Linked DNA regions of Homo sapiens: region 1 is linked to region 2. A link is an interaction called in ENCODE POLR2A ChIA-PET data of the cell type or tissue named here. Cell type or tissue: GM12878. All regions are shown on one strand. Links, peaks and the distances in the headings refer to the core of each region. The heading gives the core; the rest is flanking DNA.

Region 1 (5,344 bases), core at 345-5,344, 350 kb before region 2:
AAGCCAAATCCTCATCATGGTCTGTAATGCTGTATGCGATCTGGCCCCCACCTACTTCTCCATCCTCCTCCTCAACCATTCCCTCCCCACCTTCTACCCTTTTCCCCTTTGCTGTTTCTTCTCCAGCCACATTGACCTTCTTGCTCATCCTTGAAAATGTCAAGCATGCTCCCTCCTGAGTCCATTCCCTCTGCTTTAAACACCCTTTGCTGTAGGGTACCTACATCATCCACCTCCTTACCTCATTTAGCGCTTGGCTCAAATAAATTTAGGTAATACTTTTGTTGGGACTCAGGACATACCATCCCAAAATATGACTGTAGGAAAACAATATGCCACCCCAAAAATATACTTCTTTGGCATATTTTGAACTGGTTATTCTGAGAAACTGCAGACATAAGAGTAGCTCTGAAAAGCTGTCCTTTTGTAAAAGAAATTCACATCTAAAAAGGAAATCTACACTAGTAAAGGTATCTGTATTAGGAAGAGGGCTGCTCCAGACAAATTTTATTACCAGAGAGACTTTTTATTTTTATTTTTTGAGACAGGGTCTTGCTCTGTCACCCAGGTTGGAGCGCAGTGGCTTGATCTCGGCTCACTGCAACCTCCACCTCCCAGGCTCAAGTGATCCTCCCACCTCAGTACACCCCCTCAACAGTATCTGGGACCACAGACACACGCCACCACCAATTCTTTCCCTCACCCTGCCATAACTTGGGTTGCTGCCACTCAAGCCCCTAACAGAAGTCCCAAGCCCCATATTCTTTTCTGTAGCTCAGGATGCTATATAAGCTTCAATTATCTGACCCTTCTTTGAGCCTCATATTTTGTAGGATTCCTGTGTACAACTATGTAATTAATTATTTTTCCTCCAGTTAATCTGTCTATGTCAATTTAATTCTCAGCCCAGCCAAAGGACCTAGAAGGGTAGAGGAAAGCCATTTTTTTCTCCCTTACACCTTCTTTGATCACTCTTTTAAAACTGCAGCCCCACCCTCCCTTGCTAGACATGCCCTATGCCCCAACCTGCTTTATTTTCTTCATAGCATGTACAATCATCTGATATAAACATGTAATTATATATTTATTGCCTGTCACTCCTCATTGGAATGTGAGCTCCATGAGGACAGAAACTTAGTTTTGCTTACTTTTGTTTACTGCCATACTCCCAGTATGGTACACAGTAGGAGCTCAATAAACATTGTTTGACTCAACGAATGAATTATTAGGTAAATAGCCACTCCCATTATTGTTATTCTGGCTTGACAAGGGTCTGTTTCTTCAGAAATTTAGTGGGTTTCTCTTCAATTAGGTATCTGCTATGCCCAAGGCCTCTGCTCAGTGCTGAGGAAACAAGCATGGACAAGATGTGGCCTCCACCCTGAGGAGCTCCTAAATCTAGGACAGAGTAAATCTGTTAGAAATGTCTTCTCTGCACATAATTTAAGCTCTACCAACTGTTAACTTCTTTTCATTTATCCAAGTTTTGCCAGGTACCACACCAATAAAAAAAGACTCAGTCCCTCTTCCTTCAGATATCTGAAGCTGGTGATATTCTCCTGGGTCTTCTCTTCCCCAGGCTAAACAAAAAGACCCAGTGGGATTGCCTGACTCAGGTCTGCCAACTGGGAACAAGGAAGACAGACTGTCGGATAGAGGGGCAGAAGAGAAGAGGATCCAGGAGTAGAGTGACTCCTTCAAAGAAAAAAGAGGGAGTCCTTAGGGAGGACTCTGTGGAATTAGGTTGGAGGTTGGGTGGGGACAGGGCCTCTGCTTAATTAAGGCAGTAGGAGATTATACTTCCGTAGAAAAGCAGTACACTGGGAATTACCCCTATGTCTATCCACATTAAACTCAGGCAAAACCACAGTTGCTTCAAGAAAGCCCCATGATGGAAGGCTGAGGGCACTGGCAAAACCAGGGAGACTGGACACAGAGGAGGACGCTCAAGCCCACTGGCCTCAGGACAGATATCTGCTGGGGGAAGGGACAGAGATAACAACTGCTGTTTCATGCAGCCCAAACAAATCTGGGGACACCCATACAAAAGTCAAGAAAACCCTCCAGGTTCCATTGGAGCCCCCTGAAAAAATACCCGGGTAATTTTCGACAGAAGCTAAAGGGCTCTGTGGGGCTACTGGGGAAATTATTCCTAGGAAGTCTGGAAAACCCTGTGATGGTAACAGAATTTTAAGAGCAACCTCAAATGTACACTCAGAAGAAGTAGGTGTTTCAAGGGGGAGCCCCTGAGACACTTCTACTTAATTTTGGGACCCGAATGAGATTACTAAAAATTTCCACATTTGGGGTTTCTAATGGGGTTTCCCTAAGAAAACCACAGAACTGCCACTATCTGCAAAGGGAGCTGAGGTGCTTCAACTAAGCATACATCCATCTGAAGAAGCCACATTAGGCAATAAGAGATCTACAGAAACTCAGACCACTGAGCCATACAGCTTAAGAAAGGCCAAGTTATGTTTTCTCCCCCAACACAGTTCATTGCTCCCAACAATTACGTTTCTATCAGGCTAAGGGATTTCTTCAGGGACAGCAATCCCAAAGTGGCAAGGCCCACCTGGGTCCCTTCCCACATTCCCATTGGAAAGCACCAGAAACACTTGTGTCCCTTCGGGGAAGGTCATGTATACAACATTCCAGGAAAGTATCACAGGGACTTTGTTTCTCAAGGAGAAACTCTAGGGGGAAGAGTCAGTTCTCTGAGGGAAGCTGCCCATTCATTAAAGGGTTTCCACCCTACAATTATGGCAGGAGAAGGGCTTTTGTGCTAGATCCTTTACTCGAGTCAAGCTATGGCAGCTGGCTATCATTATTCCATTTTACAGGCGGGAGAGACAGATGGACAAGACAGCCGAACAGGTTCAGCATTTCATCAGGTGACTCCAGGCAGGCAGTAATCTGGCTAAGGGTCTACACTTTCAGTCCTTGAAGCATCACTCCACCACTAAGTAGAGATACCTGGGGCAGGCCACCTTCTCCCCACACGCACACCACTGTCATCTATTGGCAGGGCCTGAGAGGGTTTTAACAATGAAAAAATTGGCCGGGGCCAGGCACGGTGGTTCATGCCTGTAATCCCAGCATTTTGGGAGGCTGAGGCAGGCGGATCACCTGAGGTTGGGAGTTTGAAACCAGCTTGACCAACATGGAGAAACCCCATCTCTACTAAAAATACAAAATTAGCCAGGTGTGGTGGCGCATGCCTGTAATCCCAGCTACTTGGGAGGCTGAGGCAGGAGAATCACTTGAACCCGGGAGGCAGAGGCTGCAGTGAGCTGAGATCGCGCCACTGCACTCCAGCCTAGGCAACAAGAGCGAGACTCCGTCTCAAAAAAAAAAAAAAAAAGAAAAAATTAATAAGCAGCTCACTCTGGGCAAAACCCTGATGCCCACTTGAAACCTGCCATGTCTGAGTTTTACCAGTGCCAGAATCTGAGGCTACCAACACGCCTCTGGGAACCTGCTACTGCCAACTATCCTTCCCATAGCTACCTGAACAAAGCCAGTTATCAGTCCAGAGTGAGCACCTTCACAGGCATGGTTTGCTTGGCCCAACAGCATCTCTGGCTTTCTGGGCCAGCATGTCTAGGTCACTTTATTACTCCCTGGACAACTTGATAGGATGAAAAGTGTTGGCTTTAGAATTATGCCAACCTTGGTGTAAATTCTCATTCAGACACTTAACTGGCTGAGGGACACCTGGGGTCAGTCACTTAGGCACAAAGACCTTCATGTGTAAACTGGGAATAAACTCACCTTCCTTGGAAGGTTACTGTAGAATATATGAAACAGCATGCCGTTTCCATGAAGGAAGGTACCATGCGTGGCTTATGGCCAGCACCTAGTACACTGCTAGCTTCACAGTAGATGCTCAAGAAACACTGGTTGCATAAGTAGAGGACCTAACACAGTGCCTAGTACTTAACAGGTACTCAATAAAGACTAATTTCCTTCCCCTTTCCTGTAGGGATGCTAAATTTAGAACATAGCCCTGAGTAGAATAGCCCATAACTCCTACCCTTAAGGATCTCCCAGCCGCAGTCTCCAGGATAATTACCCGATGCCACCACAGTAGCCAGTCGGTGCAGCTTGGAACAGGATAATACCTGAGAGGAAGGGGGCGGGTACCTTCTACCCAGGCTCAAAGGATCCTGAGTCAAATGTTCTTTACTCCCTGGCCTTAGGGAGAGAATGTGTGCTCAGAAATGGTTCTGATATAACTGGCTCTTCCACACACATCCCCTCTGTTCACCAAGAGGAAGTGACATGTGGTATGTTGTCCAACAGGCTCTGATGATTCTTAAGCAAAGAGATGGAAGATGGAATTTCAACCCCATGGAGATCTAATAAACTTACCCAGAGTTGCTGTGTCTAAGACCTCTTTCATATGCACCACTGGGCAGCTGGCAATTCTCTGGTAGGGGTAGCCTTCTGCAGAGGCTGGCTAGCAGACCAGGCACCTCTCCCAGACTGCCTTTTGTTTATAGCTGGCAACAACCCACCTGGTATTAGGACCACTGGCCAAAGACAATAGTCAGGCAAAGTGGGCAAGCAGCCTCAATCCCTACTTGGAGATGCCTCAGAGGGTGTGTCTGCAGTACTGGAATCCTGTCCCTCCTGTAATCAGCTGAACAAATATTTGCCCCAAAAGAGAATCAAAGCAGGAGGGAACAGGAGAGGTCACTGCACAAACCAACAGGAACTATTTAATCATTTATCCCCCTAGAGAGTTCATTTACAGAATGGCTTTCAAGTCTAGTCAGCTAGCTCAAGAGAACCCACCACCTTTACCTCCCCTGACCCCACCCCAGTTATCTGACCTCTATTGACTTGACCCCCTTGCCTTTTACAAGAGCTGGCACAGACGAGTTGAAATTGCAAAGAAATGCAAAATGAGAGAGGGGGTGGGGTTCCAGGGCAAACTCAGGAGGTCTCTTGCTCAGTGGTAAAGTGAAGTGCCTGCCACACCCTAGGCCCAGCCTATAGACAGTTGCATTCTTGACATTCCTGAGTCCATGGTGCATGTCCCCTTCCACCTCAGCTCCTTCAATGGATGACTTATTTTCCACAGCTTGATGCTTTTCTGCATACTCTGAGGGGATAGAACATCTCTCATAAAACCTGCACCTCCGCTAGGTAGGGAGATAAGCAAGAAAACAGGACTGAATTCACTGAAGAGCAAAACTTGCCTACAGTGACCACTGGTAAAGAAGCTTTCACCACCATCTCATCCTGGCTCAGTGATGGGCAGGAGAACTCTCCCTCCCTGGAAAGGGAATTTGCTGGTGTCAGTCACTGTGCTCACATTATCGCCAAGATTTACAAT
Region 2 (5,369 bases), core at 114-5,113:
CAAATGATCAAAGCCCTGAGTTCTCCTTTAGTGTGTTGCTCTGTCGCTCGCCATCGTGTGAGCCAGGGCCCACGCAGCCTCTTGGGGTTGTTACTCCACCTGTCCAATGAAGATTTTGATCTCCCAAGTTTCCTCCTGTTTGCAAAATCAAAGTTTTGAGCTCTATGAGAAAGAAGCTGAGGCTCAGTAAAGGGAAGACGTGAGAAGTCAGGAGTGACCCCTAACTGTCTATTAGGGACAGTAGTCACTCGGGGATAAAGACAGTTCATTCAGAAGACAGTCAGGGAACCCGAGGAGAGGGAGCTGCTGGGCTCTGCACCCCCAAGGCACTGCTCAGGGAATTGGCTCCTGTTGAGGAAATACTTTTTCCCCACCCCCATTGCTGAGCTGTTCTGAGAAGGGAAAGTTCCTGTAACTGAACAGCCTTAAGCCCTGGGCCCCCAGCGGTCTGCCTTCTTGAGAGTTCTGTTTGGGTTCCTCATTCTCCCCTTCCCCTTCATCGCCCACAGCCTCTGGGGCTGACCTCAGTGGATGATGACAGGCAGGAGAGCTGAGTGCCAGTTTGACCTACCACTGACTAGCCGGGGGACCCACTCTCCCATGGGCTTCCATTTCCCTATCTGAAAAATAACTTCATAATTCTGGTCTGTTGACTTCAGCCAAGTATGATGAGGTCCATAGAGAGTAGAACATAATATATCCATTACACGAATGTGTATGGGGGGCCTATTAGATACCAGGTGCTTCTTTTTTTGAAACATTCTTGCTCTGTAACCCAGGCTGGAGTGCAGTGGCATGACTACAACTCATTGTAGCCTCAACCTCCCAGGCTCAAGTGATCCTCCCACCTCAGCCTCCCAAGTAGCTGGGAATACAGGCACATGCCGCCATGCCTGGCTAATTTTTTTGGGTAGAGACAGGGTCTCGATATGTTGTCAGGACCAGCCTTGTACTCCTGGGCTCAAAGCAATCCTCCCACCTCAGCCTCCAAAAGTGCTGGGATTACAGGCATGAGCCCCTGCACCCAGTCTCTATAACCAGGTCCTTTTAAGGCATGGCTTCAGTGCCATCAGCTTAATGAGGTCCATATTCCTCCCATCCTCACCTACTCTAATAGGTCTAGTACCATCTTACCTTCTCTTCTACCAAAACCTGGTATCAGGGAGGTCTTTGCCATCAGCCATTTGCACTTGAGTGCAAATCACAATCCCTTATAAGAATTCCCTCTGCACTGGGCAAGACTCTTTGATGTTTAAAGGGAAATAAATCCAACTCAAAACTGGCTCAAGCAGAAGAAGGAGGTTACTGGAAAATCCCTGAGATATCAGCTTCAGGCGAGGCTTAATCCAAGGCTGAGAGTCTGCATTTCTCTATTTCTTGGGTTTGCCTTGCTGCTGCAGGCCTTTTTTTCCAGCTAGAAACCAAGGGCTGGCTCTCGTTGGCCAGAATTGAATCACATGCCCATCTCTACTTCTTTTTTTTTTTTTTTTTTTTTTTTTTTTTGAGATAGAGTCTCTCTCTGTCACCCAGGCTGGAGTGCAATGGCGCAATCTCGGCTCACTGCAACCTCCACCTCCCAGGTTCAAGCAATTCTCCAGCCTCAGCCTCCCAAGTAGCTGGGATTACAGATGCCTGCCACCAAGCCCGGCTAATTTTTTGTATTTTTAATAGAGATGGGGTTTCACCATGTTGGACAAACTCCTGACCTCTGGTGATCCACCTGCCTCTGCCTCCCAAAGTGCTGGGATTACAGGCATGAGCCACCGCGCCCATCCACCCATCTCTGCTTCTATTACTGCAACTCTCATTGGCTTGATTTGGTCACAGATCCACCTCTACAGCCAGGGGTTGGAGTCAACTCTATCCCAATCCATAAACTGAGACTAGGGGCGGAGTAATTCCCAAAGGAAAATTGGAGAACTGTTGTTAGAAGAAGGGGGGAATGGATTCTATGCAGGAAAGAGCTGCAGCTTCTTCTTTCAGAGAACTTCTAATCCAACATCTCATTTCACATTTGGAGAAACTGAGGCTCAGAGACAAGTTGAGACTTGCCTAACATCACACAATGAGCTTATAGCAGAGATGGGACCACAATCCAGGGCTTCACACCCTCAGCCCTTGCAGGTTTCTGCTTAAGCATAGAAGCTCCCAGAAAACCATCTCCAGCCCACTGGATGGATGCTCAGGCAGGCCCCGGCCTCTCCCCCTTGAGCTTGACTCTGAGAGCACAGGCCGAGTCTCTGAGTTTTCCACAGCCAGCATGGTAACCCTGGGAAGCAGCCAGGCACAAGCAAGCTGACCTCTCTCATTTCACTCAGCAGAGGCTGAGGCGGTGAGGAGCAGGTTTCAGGTTCCCAGGGACGGCAGTGGCCCGAGGAAGTATCTTTACCAGGGATCAGCAGTTTTGAGTGGGTGTGCAACCAGGCAGACTGCTTCTGCTCTCAGAGCGTGCTTTTGAAGCACATTAGATGAGAAATGCGTATGCAGAAGTTTTATACAGTCCTTCACATCCCTAGTCACATAGGACCTCAGGCCAAGCCTGAGAAGCAAGGCCTCCTATTTAGCAGGAAAGAAAAATAAGGCTCAGAGAGGGCAAATGACTTGCTCAAGGTCACATACCCAGTCAGTGGCAGAACTGCTATCCAAACTCAAGTATTCTGACTCCCAAGTTCAGCCTTCATTCTGCTACATTGGTGGATCTCAAATTTTAGTGTATATACTAATTTCCTGTAGAATTGTTAGAACTACAGATTCCAGGACCTCACTCCCAGATACTGGTTCATTCAATCCAGAGTGTGACCCAAGAATATGCAAGAATCAGTGGAGACTTTTTGAGTTCAAATGGCAGAAACCCAACTCAAATTGGCTTAAGCAAAATTGATAATTTATTTGCTCGTGGACTGGAAAAATCCTGAGGTGTATAGGCCTCAGGCATAGCTGGATCCAGGTGCTCAATTTATCTTCAGGAATTACTTTATCTCCATACCTCAGCTCTGTTGTCCTCTCTGGTGGCTTCACTCTAAAGCAGCTTTTACCTTGATGATGTTGAGGTGGCCTCCAAGAACTCCAGGTTCCTACATCTCAACAATCCTTATAGAAAGAGGGTGCTTTTTCCCTAATTTTTGCAGCAAAATCCCAGGGCAGACTGCCTCAGTGAGGAGGACGTATATGCCTACAACTGAACCAATCTCTGTAGCCAGGGGGCCAGAGGATATGGGATTCTCTGATTGGCCAGGCCTGTGTCAAGTTGCCAATTCCTGAAGGCAAGGGTGGGATCGGCCCCACCAAACTTCATGCACTAAGTGGGAGAAAGCTGGTTCTCCAAAGGAAAATCCAGGTACTGTTATCTGAAGAGGGACAGATGCTGAGGAGGCAGGAGCAAAAGAGGTTCTCTAGCCTTCTTGGCTAGAATGTTCACATGAATCGCCTGGGAACCTTGTTAAAATGCACATTCTGATTTGGGAAGTGGGGACTGAGATTCTGCATTTCTTACAGCTCCCCTGTGAGGTTGAGGCTGCTGGTTCTCACGCTAGCCACACTCTGAGCACCATATTGCATTTCTAAACTCACTCAAACCACTTTGTCACAAGGCACTCTGCAGAGAGGCCCTGGGCTACATAAACCTCTTTCTTCCACCATTCTCTCCCCACCTTCACCCCATCCCCTGTTCCCAAACTCACCCGAATAATATCAGCACCATCTGTTTGGGAACCACTCACCAACATACTATAGATTCTGCTGACAAATCACAGTTGAAGAAATTGTCCATTGTGCCCTCCAGTGACTTTTTTTTTTTTTTTTTTTTTTTTTTTTGACAGAGTCTTGCTCTGTTTCCCAGGCTGGAGTGCAGTGGCACGATCTTGGCTCACTGCAACCTCTGCTTCCCGGGTTCAAGCGATTCTCCTACCTCAGCCTCCCAAGTAGCTGGGATTACAGGTGTGCGCCGCCACACCTGGCTAATTTTTTCTGTTTTCGGTAGAGTCAGGGTTTCATCATATTGGCCAGGCTTGTCTCGAACTCCTGACCTCAAGTGATCCACCCACATCAGCCTCCTAAAGTGCTAGGATTACAGGCATGAGCCACTGCACCCAGCCCCAGTGACCTTTTTATGAGGAGCCACAGAACAAATTCTCTTTTGAATTTATACTCAAAAAATATTTGTTTCTGTCAACAGACAATTTGTTGTGCTTCCTGGGATCTTATGGTGATGTTGTACAAGTTTCCATTTTTATCTTGGCTACTAGGAAGCTCAGAGATAAATCTAGTACTCAATGGTAGTAGCAGTCCCACCCTGGGCTTCTGGTTCAATAATCTTTCCCTTCTATATGGTGTAGAGTAACCCTTTTTGAGTCTTGCAGTGCTCTGTGTATGGTTTAATATTATAAGCTCCTTCAAATCCTTTTTGGAAGTCGGTTCTTCTTTGGAGTATTCTTGACTTTCCCCCAATCTTTATCTATTCAGATCCTCCCTGTTCTTCAAAACCCAACTCATTATCTTGCTGCTCAATTATTATTGTAAACAGGTTGCTTTTTATACGAACTTACTAACATACACGTAGGCACATAAATTCATTTTAGAAGAGTGGTTTGATGTACATGTTTGCAGTTTGCATTTTTCACCCAATAAGTATTTTAGCAATCTTTGCATGGCCCCTCCTATGTTTACCACTCCCTAGTAGCTTATTTTTCTTTCATTCTTAAAACTGTGGTAAAATATGCATAACAAATTTTCCATCCTAATCATTTGCAAGTGTACACTTCAGTGGTATTCAATCCATTCAGCATGTTGTGCAACCCTCACCACCATCCATCTCCATAACTCATTTCATCTGAAACTCTACACCCATTGAACACCACTAACTCCTCACTTCCCCTTCCCCCAGCCCCTGGCAACCACCATTCTACTTTTTGTATCTCCTAATAGCTTCTTAGTATGTGGCTTCGGAATGTAATTGTGTGTCCAGTCTCCCCTTCTCAACTCGGTCATAGAGCAGGAATGTCCTGATGCTTTTACTTTTTTTTTTTTTTTTTTTTTGCCCCGTCTTATGGTGCTCAGACACTTTTACTTCCTACTACATAAAGTATGGCACGCCAGGCATGCAGCCATTCACTCACTGTGCATGACACTCCTACTGTGTGCCAGGAGACACTGGGCTAAGCACTGAGGAACGCAGGTGTGAGCACCAGCCTTTCCTGTGCTGCAGTGATGGGAGCATTCTGTCTCTGCATGTTTGCATATGGTGGCTCTGAGCCACAGACGGCTGTTGAGCACAGATGGAGTCATAGCTGAGATGTGCTCTAACAGTAAAATCCACACTGAGATGTGAAGGCTTAGTACAAAAAAAAATGTAAAGTATCTCATTCATAATT

What was found. ChIA-PET counts read pairs that join two places held together with the same protein. Peaks named below come from ENCODE experiments on the same cell type or tissue, not always from the same donor. Only the 100,000 strongest peaks of a DNase experiment are listed, where the experiment ranks them.
Region 1: POLR2A ChIA-PET joins it to region 2 with 5 read pairs; 1 of 35 experiments calls an interaction of 5 or more read pairs at or near these places.

The regions. Positions count from the first base shown.
Region 1 is chr20:31,715,309-31,720,652 of GRCh38, forward strand. All of the region lies in intron 2 of BCL2L1 (BCL2 like 1), which reads right to left. BCL2L1-AS1 (BCL2L1 antisense RNA 1) reads left to right here. Exons shown (of 4, transcript NR_187576.1): 4 at 1,313-1,536. Among named protein-coding and RNA genes, the nearest start is that of BCL2L1, 4.9 kb to the right of the region's middle. RefSeq lists an enhancer at 2,707-2,756 and a silencer at 2,987-3,086. In GM12878, for the core only: no CTCF peak of the experiment used is centred there; a DNase peak (open chromatin) is centred at 2,313; H3K4me3 peaks cover 4,058 bases; H3K27ac peaks cover 3,224 bases.
Region 2 is chr20:32,062,519-32,067,887 of GRCh38, forward strand. All of the region lies in intron 1 of HCK (HCK proto-oncogene, Src family tyrosine kinase), which reads left to right. Among named protein-coding and RNA genes, the nearest start is that of HCK, 13 kb to the left of the region's middle. RefSeq lists enhancers at 51-120, 2,050-2,129 and silencers at 2,390-2,439, 5,148-5,197. In GM12878, for the core only: no CTCF peak of the experiment used is centred there; DNase peaks (open chromatin) are centred at 463, 2,333 and 3,513; H3K4me3 peaks cover 600 bases; H3K27ac peaks cover 4,569 bases.